2 separate regions of the Homo sapiens genome follow, and region 1 is linked to region 2. Evidence: chromatin loops called from intact Hi-C (ENCODE). Cell type or tissue: PC-9. All regions are shown on one strand. Links, peaks and the distances in the headings refer to the core of each region. The heading gives the core; the rest is flanking DNA. Region 1 overlaps MEIOC (meiosis specific with coiled-coil domain). Region 2 overlaps GPATCH8 (G-patch domain containing 8).

Region 1 (5,387 bases), core at 70-5,069, 250 kb after region 2:
CTCATCAAGTTTTAGAGCTTTGAAGGGTTTTTAAATCACATTTACATCTAACTCTCTGAAATATATTTTTTTCATGTTTGGTCCTAGAACTATAATATTTAGGAAAGGGGCTGGGTGCAGTGGCTCACACCTGTAATACCAGCACTTTGGGAAGTGGAGGTGGGAGAATCACTTGAGCCCAGGAGTTTGAGACCATCCTGGGCAACATAGGGAGATCCTGTCTCTACTAAAAATTAAAAATTAGCTGGACATGGTGTCACATGCTTATGCTACTCAGGAGGCTGAGGTGGGAAGATAGCTTGAGCCTGGGATGTCAGGGCTACAGTGAGCCATAACCACACCATTGCATTCCAACCTGGGGAACAGAGCAAGATCTTGTCTCAAAAAAAAAAAAAAAAGAAAAAAAAAGAAAAAGGAACGGGAAAATAGTCCCACTCAATCATTTTAAAAGTAATTTTCGTAATTTAAATGGTTCCTCTTGAAGCTCAAATTGGCAGTGGAGCTAATCCTCAACTGAAAGAATTTTTTAAAAAGCAAAAATCATTTTGAGTATTATTTATGGAGAAAGTCTCATTTCTTTGTCACATTTGTTTTCCAGCTTGATGAGCAAGCTGTGCTTACATAAGATGGTAACTTAATAGGGAATTACTATCTTTCCTTTTTTTTTTTTTTTTTTTTGAGGCGGGTCTCACTTTGTCACCCAGGCTAGAGTGCAGTGGCATGATCTATGCTCACTGTAGCCTTGACCTTCTGGGTTCAAGAGATCCTCCTGCCTAAGCCCCCAAATAGCTGGGACTACAGATGCACGCTACCACACATATCTAATTTTTGTATTTTTTATAGAGACAGGGTTTCGCCATGTTGCACAGGTTGGTCTCAAACTCCTGAGCTCAAGCAATCCACCTGCCTCAGCCTACCAAAGTGCTGGGTGTGAGCCACCACCAGTCAACAAAATACTTTTGTTTTGGCGAAGTAGGATATGACTTCAAGTCAAATGTTGTAAAGAATCCTCGTTAAGTCATTTTGTAATTTAATGATTATTCCTATTCTTTATAATTTCAGAATTTTCTAAGCAACTTAGGGTAGGTAAACTTTTCCTTTTTTGACCTTCCTCTCTTAAAAACTTAGTTTTCCAAATAAAATTTGATAAAGATTCTTCCTGGGAAAAAAAAATGCAGCAAAACGGATTACCTCTTTTATTGAATAAAACCATTTTAGGAATTAGAAAAATCAACATGGGTCAAATTTGTAAATCTGTACAATGGAATTTATCCATGGTACATTCAGAGCCTAACATATGAGGTACAGCCAGATGTTAATAAAAACTTCAATCTTTTATTATTTAAAAAAAAAAAAAACTTCCAAATTAAAATTTCTTTATCTCAGTAATACATTTCTAGGAAATGAAGGATGACATACTGTGGATAGTGATATACTTTTCCCAGCTTTGCTTATGCTTCACATTAATTTAGAAGGATATGTTTATGCCTGTTATAATAATTTTATTTTCTTTACAAAAATTAGCTGGGCATGGTGGCATGTGCCTATAGTCCCAGCTACTCGGAAGGCTTAGGTGGGAGGATCACTTGAGCCTGGGAGGCAGAGGTTGCAGTGAGCTGAGATGATACCACTGCATGCCAGCCTGGGACAGAGTGGGACCCTGTCTCAAAAAAAAAAAAAAAATTCATTTTATCTATACTTAGCAACATTATTTCATTAACAGAGGATTTTAAAATTACATTTTCGCCGGGCGTGGTGGTTCATGCCTGTAATCCCAGCACTTTGGGAGGCCAAGGTGGGCGGATCACAAGGTCAGGAGATCAAGACCATCCTGGCTAACACGGTGAAACCCGGTCTCTACTAAAAATATAAAAAATTAGCCGAGCATGGTGGCAGGCGCCTGTAGTCCCAGCTACTCGGGAGGCTGAGGCAGGAGAATGGTGTGAACCTGGCAGACGGAGCTTGCAGTGAGCCGAGATCGCGCCACTGCACTCCAGCCTGGGCGACAGAGCAAGACTCCGTCTCAAAAGAAAAAAAAAAAATTACTATTTTCTAGTTTGCTAGCTTTGTAGAATTTTGAAAAAAAAATATTTTTTAAACTTTATTTAAAAATCACCTGTGCAGACTTTTCTCTTTTTTTGAGATGGAGTCTCACTCTGACAAGATCTTGGCTCACTGCAACCTCTGCCTCGCGGGTTCAAGCGATTTTCCTGCCTCAGCCTCCTGAATAGCTGAGATTACAGGTGTGTACCACCACACCCGACTAATTTTTTGTATTTTTAGTAGAGACAGGGTTTCACCATGTTGGTCAGGCTGGTCTCGAACTCCTGATCTCAAATGATCCGCCCGCCTCGGCCTCCCCAAAGTGCTGGGATTACAGGTGTGAGCTACAGTGCCCAGCCCCAATTTGCACATTTCTTTACTCTTTATCATTTGCTCAAAATTATTGTCTTATTTAAAAATAATTAGTAGTTCCCTGGAGGTTTTTTTGTGTGTGTTTTGTTTTCCCCTGAAGGATCTGGCTGATACACAGTTGAGAGGAAAATATTTAACATACGGAATAGACTTATTATGAAGAAACTTAATACGAGTTTGAGGTTAGAGAAACATTAATTCCAGTGCCATTGGTTTCTTGAGAAGCTTTTTCCCCCTATATTCTCCAATCAGTGAACACCAAGTTCTGCTATCAATTGTTAAATCATTTAATTCCCAAAGACAATTACTGTATTTACTTGATCTTCAAATTGCAATTATTCAAAAAGTTCTCTTTCCATATACTTTCCAAGTTTAGAATTTGAAACAAGTTAGGCATATGAAACATACTCCCCCTACTGACCTAATATATCAGTGCCCTTTTTTAAGTTTCATCATCCAGAGGATTGAGAAGCATCCTAATTTTCTTTAGCAGTTTTGACAGTTACAGGAGTCATTTTGTATTGTTTTAATGTAAATTTAAATCAGTATTTTCTGTATTATGGATTCCTTAAAGCTATCACTAGTCAGTATTACTATCTGAATATTTCTGATTTCCAAAAAGGGAACATTGGAGGCCCAGAAAAATTAAAGACTTGTTGAGGTCAGGATTAATCAGTCAAGTACTTCTCTTTTTAGCTCAAAACTTTTTCCATTAGATTACAATACTTCCTAACAATGCTGTTTGCAGGCTGGTCTCTTATTTGTCAAAAACAGTATCAGATCTTGTATTTGCAGTTAATGACATGGTAATGTTTGAATATTTAACATTTTCATTGATGCTTATTTTCAGTAATCAACTACCACATATTTTTAGAATTAACATAGACAAGTAGATAGAAAACACTTTCCATTTTTGTTTCCCCCAGCATGGTGTCAGGACACAGTAAGCATTCTTTGATTTATTGAATGAATATTATTGCTGTCATCTCTATTCTGCTTCACTGAAGATTTGTTTTTACTTAAGTTAATGGCAGGACATGTCTTATCAAAATTTAAAATGCTTCCCTCAGGTTGTGACTTTACTAGGCAAAATGGAACGTCTTCGGAGTTCTCTTCTTCATGCCAGTATCTCTACTGCTCTTGATAGACACTTGGAGTCTATTCACATTGTACAGTCACGTAGAAAGGATGAAATTGTTAATGCTTCCAATCGGCAAAGGCAAGGAGTTCCTAGATGCCAAGATGACAGAGGTACAAATATTAATGCATATTCTTGTGATAAGTCAGTGTGATAATTTAGGTATTGATAAAATCAGATTCTGAGGTTGAAAGATTAGATTTCTAAAATTAACACTTACCTACAGAATAAATTGGTAAATAATCTCCACATTATTTACTCCAAAAGTATTTCCATTTTATTAATTTTGTCTGTTATAACTGTTTCAAGACAGTCTGTGTTCTACTCAAACTATAGTCACTATTGTACAAGTCAGAAATAAAGTATCAATACTTTTAAATATTTTAATGATAAAGGACAGGACTTTGGTTCAATCAATAACTATCCTTTTTTTACAAAAATAACATTTGATCATTTAGTAGCAAAAGCACTGGGTTTTGTAAGATTTAACAGATATTTAAATGGCATTTAATATGAAATGACCCTGAATGTTTATTTTACAGATGTTTTTGCCCTTGCTTCTGCAATTAAAGAGATGTGTGTGGCTACTCGGAAAACACGCACTGCCCTGTGGTGTGCACTGCAGATGACCTTGCCAAAAACAGCCAGTACAGCTGATGTGGTAAAGCCTTTACAAGATACAGTAAACTGTGAAGATAAAGTCCATGAAAGCATAAATAGTAGCAATCCAATGAACCAGAGAGGTGAAACAAACAAACATTAAGGAAATGCCAGCAGAAAGAAGAATAAAAAGCTGATAAATATACCAAGACATGCTAAAAATGTTTTAATGAACTTGTCAAACTTTCAGTATGTTTTCTTTCAGATTTAAAGTTAATACCAGTACCTTAATGAAGTCTAACTTCTATTTAAAAATCTTCTATTTGAAGTGAATCCGATATAGTTTTAAGTAAACGCAAAGGTACAGTTGACTACTCAGAGTTCTGAGTAGTCAGATAACAAGTTTAAGTAAATTAAATATTTCCTAACAGCTAAAATGTGCTTAAACTCATTCTGCCATGCAGGTAAATGCAAATGTGAAATTCTTCTAGGAGATAAATTTCATTTAGGTTTGTCTTAGTTAAGTATAATTCCAAATAATGAATCTAAGTGACTGTAACCCAATTACGGCTACAGCCTAGTAACCAAGACAAGTTTTGATTGTGATATCAAAGTGTTTTCCTTACAAAACTGGATAATACCTGGGAAACAAAGGAAAATACGGATAAACCCAATATTCATGTACAAACTTAATATTTAAAATACTATACTACCATATTTATAAATTTGGAATCTTAATGCCTAGGTATATGGAGGGAAATGCATCTGATTCTCCTAAATTAATGATAAAAGTGTCAGTGTAAAAACCATGCAAGTTACTGAATATAAAACCTATTCAGATCATTTGTGTATATTCTTTAAATTTTAATTATATTATCAATTGTTAAATGTTTCCAATTTTAAAGTTATTTAAATTGAATCACAAAACATTCCCTTTATCTGGATCTTTTAGACTTGATGCACAGTAACTGAAATAATGACTACTGTTTTAATACCCTTAGTTTGCTGCCTTTTATGAGGGTGTCACGAAGTTCTAAAATGTATTTTTTTAAAGGTTAATCTCTAACTAGTTTAGCTTGCAATTGGTTAGTGTATATTTTGTGTAGTTGTGTTCATTAGTTTGCTTCTAAGTTCTAAAATGTATTTTTTAAAGGTTAATCTCTAACTAGTTTAGCTTGCAATTGGTTAGCCTATATTTTGCGTAGTTGTGTTCATTAGTTTGCTTCTGTATTTT
Region 2 (5,387 bases), core at 205-5,204:
TAAATAATACAATATGGGGTCTTTTGTGATCAGCTTCTTTCACTTAGCATACTATTTTCAAGATTCATGCATGTTGTATATACCAGTAAGTCCTTCCTTTTTATTGCTGAATAATATTCCATTGTACAGATGTACCACATTTTATCCATTTACCAGTTGATGGACATGTGGGTTATTTCCCTTTTTGGCTATTATGAAGAATGCTGCTATAAACATTTTTAGGCAAGTTCTTGTGTGGACATATGTTTACACTTCCCTTGGGTATATACTAGTAATATGGTAACTTTGTATTTAATGTTTTGAGGAAGTGTCAAAAACTTTTCCACTATCTTTTCACTATCTCATCAGCAATGCAGGAGGGCTCTAACTTCTTGATATCTTCTCCAACACTTTGTTAGAGTACCATTTTTATTTTAGCCATCCCAGTGGGTATGAAATGGTATACATAAATTTTGTGGTTTTGTAGATAATGAGCTTTAAGTATACAGGTTGAGTATCCCGTATCTGAAATACTTAGAACTGGAAGTGTTTTAGATATTGGGCTTTTTTACATTTTAGAATATTTGCATTGTATATTTACTGCTTGAGCATCCCAAATCTGAAAACCCAAAATGCTCCAATAAACACTTCCTTTGAGAGTCATGTTGGCATTCAAAAACTTTCAGATTTTGAAACATTTTGGATTTTAATTTTTTGAATTTGGGATGCTCAATCTGTATTTACATAGCACTCCAAGAAGATATCTGGGGACAAAGATTTGCCCCATAGGTAAAATCTGAAGGCGGATAAGTCATAAGAGCTGCCTGGGTCCAAAGCAAATGGCACAACAACAACCCAGTTCAGAGCTCTTTACAGTACTGTCACTAAAGAACTTATTACTTAGGTTGCTTTAACTTTTCTGACTACAATAGAACAAAGAGTCTAATCCCAGCATCTCTACCACAGTGCATCACTGTGATAAATTAAGTGTAAGGGGCAGAAAGGTTGAAACTGTAGAACAAAAGTAAGGCAGAATCATTTTTAGTCAACTGGGATTGAGTGCCAAAATGAAGAACAGTTAGAAATACATAACAAGAGAATGCCTGGTTTACCCTGGCAACATTAGGTCCTGAAGTGTCTGTTTTGAGGGTTACCCCTAATCACAAAAGCAGACAGCTCCCCTAAGCAGAAGGGGATTTTTTCAACAGTTTTGTTGTTTTTGAGACGGAGTCTCACTCTGTTGCCCAGGCTGGAGTGTAGCGGTACTATATTGGCTCACTGCAACCTCTGTCTTCTGGGTTCAAGCGATCCTCCTGCCTCAGCCTCCGAGCAGCTAGGATTACAGGCGTGTGCCACCACGCCCAGCTAATTTTTTTTTGTATTTTTAGTACAGATGGGGTTTCATTTCACCATGTTGGCCAGGCTGGTCTCGAACTTCTCACCTCACGTGATCCATCCACCTCGGCCTCCCAAAATGCCGGGAATACAGGCGTGAGCCACCATGCCTGGCCTTCAGCAGATTTTTTTTTAAGGTTAGCTATGTCGTGATTGCTGGGTATAATAAGTTTACTCCCAACATAAGCAGAGGGGAATGAATACATAAGACTTAACAGGTGAAAAGGCATGAAACATGCTAAATTTTTGGAAGACTGGCCAAATGATGTCAATTTTCTTATTAAGCAAAACAGACCCCAAGAAAATGGTATGAACAGTGGTATAGAATACCACTGAACCCAACATTTTCACCTCTCTGCTATAGGTTATTAAAATAAAACTACAACATGTTCAAGTGCTGAGATGCACTCCTTTCTTCAAACCTGTGTTGTTTCTTAAAGCATAATCCCTGAAGAGAACTGTGCTGTTTAAGTAATACATGTTATTGGGTAATGAAACAGTCAACTAAGAATAAGTAATCCTGTCAAAAAGCAGTTGCAAACAATTTAGACAAAGTTAATTAAATCATGTATTAACAGATTATATCCTGTACAAATCAGAATACAGTCACTGGTGGCTGCTAGAGGCTTCATCTGTTTTAGTTCTGCTATTTAAAGCTCAGGGAACTACTGTTTTTGTTCACAACTGAAACAGACCTTGGAATTAAATAAGACTTTAGTCCTTTTAGAAAATGTAAAAAGTATAGGAGTTTTCATACTACAGGTATTTTAGCAGAAAGAAGAGGGAGGCTAAAAGCATATTCCTCTGACTGAGATACTGAATCCTACAGTTAAAGGAATTTTTTTTTTTTTGAGACAGGGCCTTGCTCAATATATTACCCAGGCTTGAGTGCAGTGGCACAATCTTGGCTCACTGCAATGTCCACCTCCTGGGCTCAAATGATTCTCCTGAGGAAAACTCTAAATTTCTGTTCCTTGGTAATGTTATGTTACTGCGTAATGAAACCGTCAAGTGTCAAGTAAGAGTAAGTAATCTTGTCAAAAAGCAGATGCAAACAGTTTAGACAAGGTCAATCCTGTCAAAAAGCAGTTGCAAACAGTTTAGACAAAGTTAACTAAATCATGTATTAATAGACTCAGCCCCTCTAGCAGCTGGGACCACAGGCAACTGCCATCACATCCAGCTAATTTTTGGGGGCATTTTTTGTAGAGACCGGGTTTTGCCATGTTGCCCAGACTGGTCTCGAACTTTTGGGCTCAAGTGATCTGCCCGCCTGAGTCTCCTAAAGTGCTGGGATTACAGGTATGAGCCACCACGCTTGGCCTAAAGAATTTCTGAAGATGCTTTACAGTACCAGATTTTGATAATCTGGATCAGACTACCAGAGACTGAAATCGCAAGGAAGTTGGTCCCAACACTATTAGCAAGGAGGCAGCTTTTCAATGTGCCAGTTCCCCAGTATCAGTCAGAAGCCACGGGAACCTGTGTGGGAAGGAAGGAAAAGCATAGGCCTGAGTCACAAATTCAAATGTTTACAGGAGTTTGGCAGGTAACATAATGAGTCACACAGATTGGTGTAAGAGAAAAGATGAAGTGGAGATCACAGCTAGTTGCAGAATGAGCAAAGAGATGGCAACTGTTCAGCTTTAGTCAACTGTTATGTTGAAATGTAGGCCCAATGTTGTCTGATAATTTTAATTTTTCAAGATAAGCCAAAGCCTAAATTATGTAAAATTGAATTTTTAAAATTTGGGAATCAACTGAAATTAAAAAGGGAAAAACTAATAATGTGAAGGCCAGATAAAATATATCTATGAGATAATTTGTGACCTCTCTAGTTTATGTACTAGGAGGACCTTTAGTGGCACAAACAAGAGGCTAAGATTGGAAGAAAAATCCTGAGTAGGTAACAAGGTACAAAGGAAGCAGCCAAAAAGAGAGAAAGAGAGAGAGAGAAGAAAAGAAAAAGAGGAAGAAAGGAAGGGAGGAAGGGAGGGAGGGAAGGAGGATTGACTATAAAGGTGGTGCTGCTATTAATTAATTTACTTTTGGGAAACAATATTCTTTGGAGTTTGAATTTTAGGCCTCTTGAAATGCTAAAGAAAATGATTCTACTGTCATATCCATCAGCAGACAAATTTTTTAAAGATATGCAAAATAATTAAGGAGGCAAGGACGTAGGGATAGAAAAATCTGTAGTATCAAATTTGTCTGTAACTTACACTAAGCCAACAAAGGTAGGAGATGATCAGTGCTAATGTCTTTTTTTTTTTTTTTTGAGATGGAGTCTTGCTCTGTCGCCCAGGCTGGAGTGCAGTGGCATGATCTTGGCTCACTGCAACTTCCACCTCCCGGATTCAGGCAATTCTCCTGCCTCAGCCTCCCCAGTAGCTGGGACTACAGGCACGTGCTGCCACGCCCGGCTTTTTTGTATTTTTAGTAGAGAGGGGTTTTCACCATGTTAGCCAGGATGGTCTCGATCTCCTGACCTTGTGATCCGCCAGCCTCGGCCTCCCAAAGTGCTGGGATTACAGGCGTGAGCCACCGCGCCCGGCTAGTCAGTGCTAATGTCTATTGAGCATTCAGGTGTTATCAGAATTAACTCATGTAAAAAGGAATCATATATTGGATTTCTTCAGAAATGGAAAGGCCTACTCTTAGAGATTTCAAAATGTATTAACATCGATCACTTGAAAACTAGGGTTAAACTACTGAAAAGAGCCAAAATACTTAATCAGCTTCTGTATCTCTGAAGATCAAGCTGGGTCTTAATATTTTTGTGTTAACAACTCTTCGTAAAATCTTGGAAAACCTGAGAAAAACTAGTGAATATAAAGAGGCACATAACACCCCCGCATCCTGTCAGGAAAAAAACAACTCAAACCTTGAATGAGGGTGACCATATAGCTCCTTTTGGAGAGATTATTTGTGCTTATTAAAGAGAAGGGTATGTTTAGGATCCTGCCTCTACTATAGTTTACTACTAACGTAATACATTATTTCTCTGAAAAATATTAATGGTGAAAATCTGATAGAAGATGCAAACTAGGGATTGCTAATACAGGGTTGAAAGTACTTACCTATTATCTCAGATTCATAATAATCCTGTGTGCCTTCCTGGAAGACAAGACAGGGTGTCTTTATGATTTTAGAGCATGAATTTGGAAAAATGGTAGGTCCATTTGTATGTTAAGTTCATGTCCATCAAAGAGGAATGAAAAATATGTCCTTCCTCCTGTTAGGGGTTATGTGGCTGTGTTGTACCAAGGTCAATTAAAGATTCCTTAGAAATTATTTTTTTTTGTTGTCCGAGACAGGGTCTTGCTCTGTCACCCAGGCTAGGGTATAGTGGCATGATCACAGCTTATTGCAACCTCAAACTCCTGGGCTCAAGCGATCCTCCTGGCTTAGCCTCACAAGTAGCTCGGACTTACACTACATGTGCGTGTCACCACATCAGGGTAATTTTTTTTTTTTTTTTAGAGAGACAGAGTCTTGCTCTGTCACCCAGGCTGAGGTGCAGTGGCACGAGCATAGCTCACTGCAGCCTTGAACTCCTGGCCTCAACAGATCTTCCTGCCTCAGCCTCCTCAGTAGCTGGGATTATAGGCATGAGCCACTGCACCCAGTGGGTTCCTCAGACATTCCAAGTTCAGGGAAGAGACGAACTATGAAAAATTTAGTGCTGTGCTTCTTTTGTTTATATATTTATAACATTCTGTTTTGAGATCCTACTGTTTGCATTAGAACAGCAGTATGAAGAAAGGTGAAAAAGCCTACCTTTCAAGCAAATGAAGAACATTTCACCAAAAACCAAAACCAAAACCAAACTTGTACTACATGGTTTTTTTTTTTTTTAATGCGTAAGATGAGCTTTTAAGATGAAGAAATAAACTCACATGCATTCATTCATCATACCAGCTAAAGATTTTTCCTAGACCAGGGATCACAGATATATATTCTGTATTAGTGAACAGGCAGTCCATGAGTTCTCCATGGGTAACCCTTAATTT

What was found. Peaks named below come from ENCODE experiments on the same cell type or tissue, not always from the same donor. Only the 100,000 strongest peaks of a DNase experiment are listed, where the experiment ranks them.
Region 1: a loop joins it to region 2, with 3 times the contacts of the local background. A loop is called at or near these places in 1 of 110 quality-filtered maps.

Annotation. Positions count from the first base shown.
Region 1 is chr17:44,669,881-44,675,267 of GRCh38, forward strand. It overlaps MEIOC (meiosis specific with coiled-coil domain), which reads left to right. Exons shown (of 8, transcript NM_001145080.3): 7 at 3,486-3,666; 8 at 4,096-5,387. The coding sequence ends at 4,316. Among named protein-coding and RNA genes, the nearest start is that of MEIOC, 16 kb to the left of the region's middle. In PC-9, for the core only: CTCF peaks have their summits at 2,765 and 2,967; no DNase peak of the experiment used is centred there.
Region 2 is chr17:44,414,821-44,420,207 of GRCh38, forward strand. The region is part of intron 6 of GPATCH8 (G-patch domain containing 8); the gene reads right to left. Among named protein-coding and RNA genes, the nearest start is that of ITGA2B, 28 kb to the left of the region's middle. In PC-9, for the core only: no CTCF peak of the experiment used is centred there; a DNase peak (open chromatin) is centred at 2,921; H3K27ac peaks cover 1,779 bases.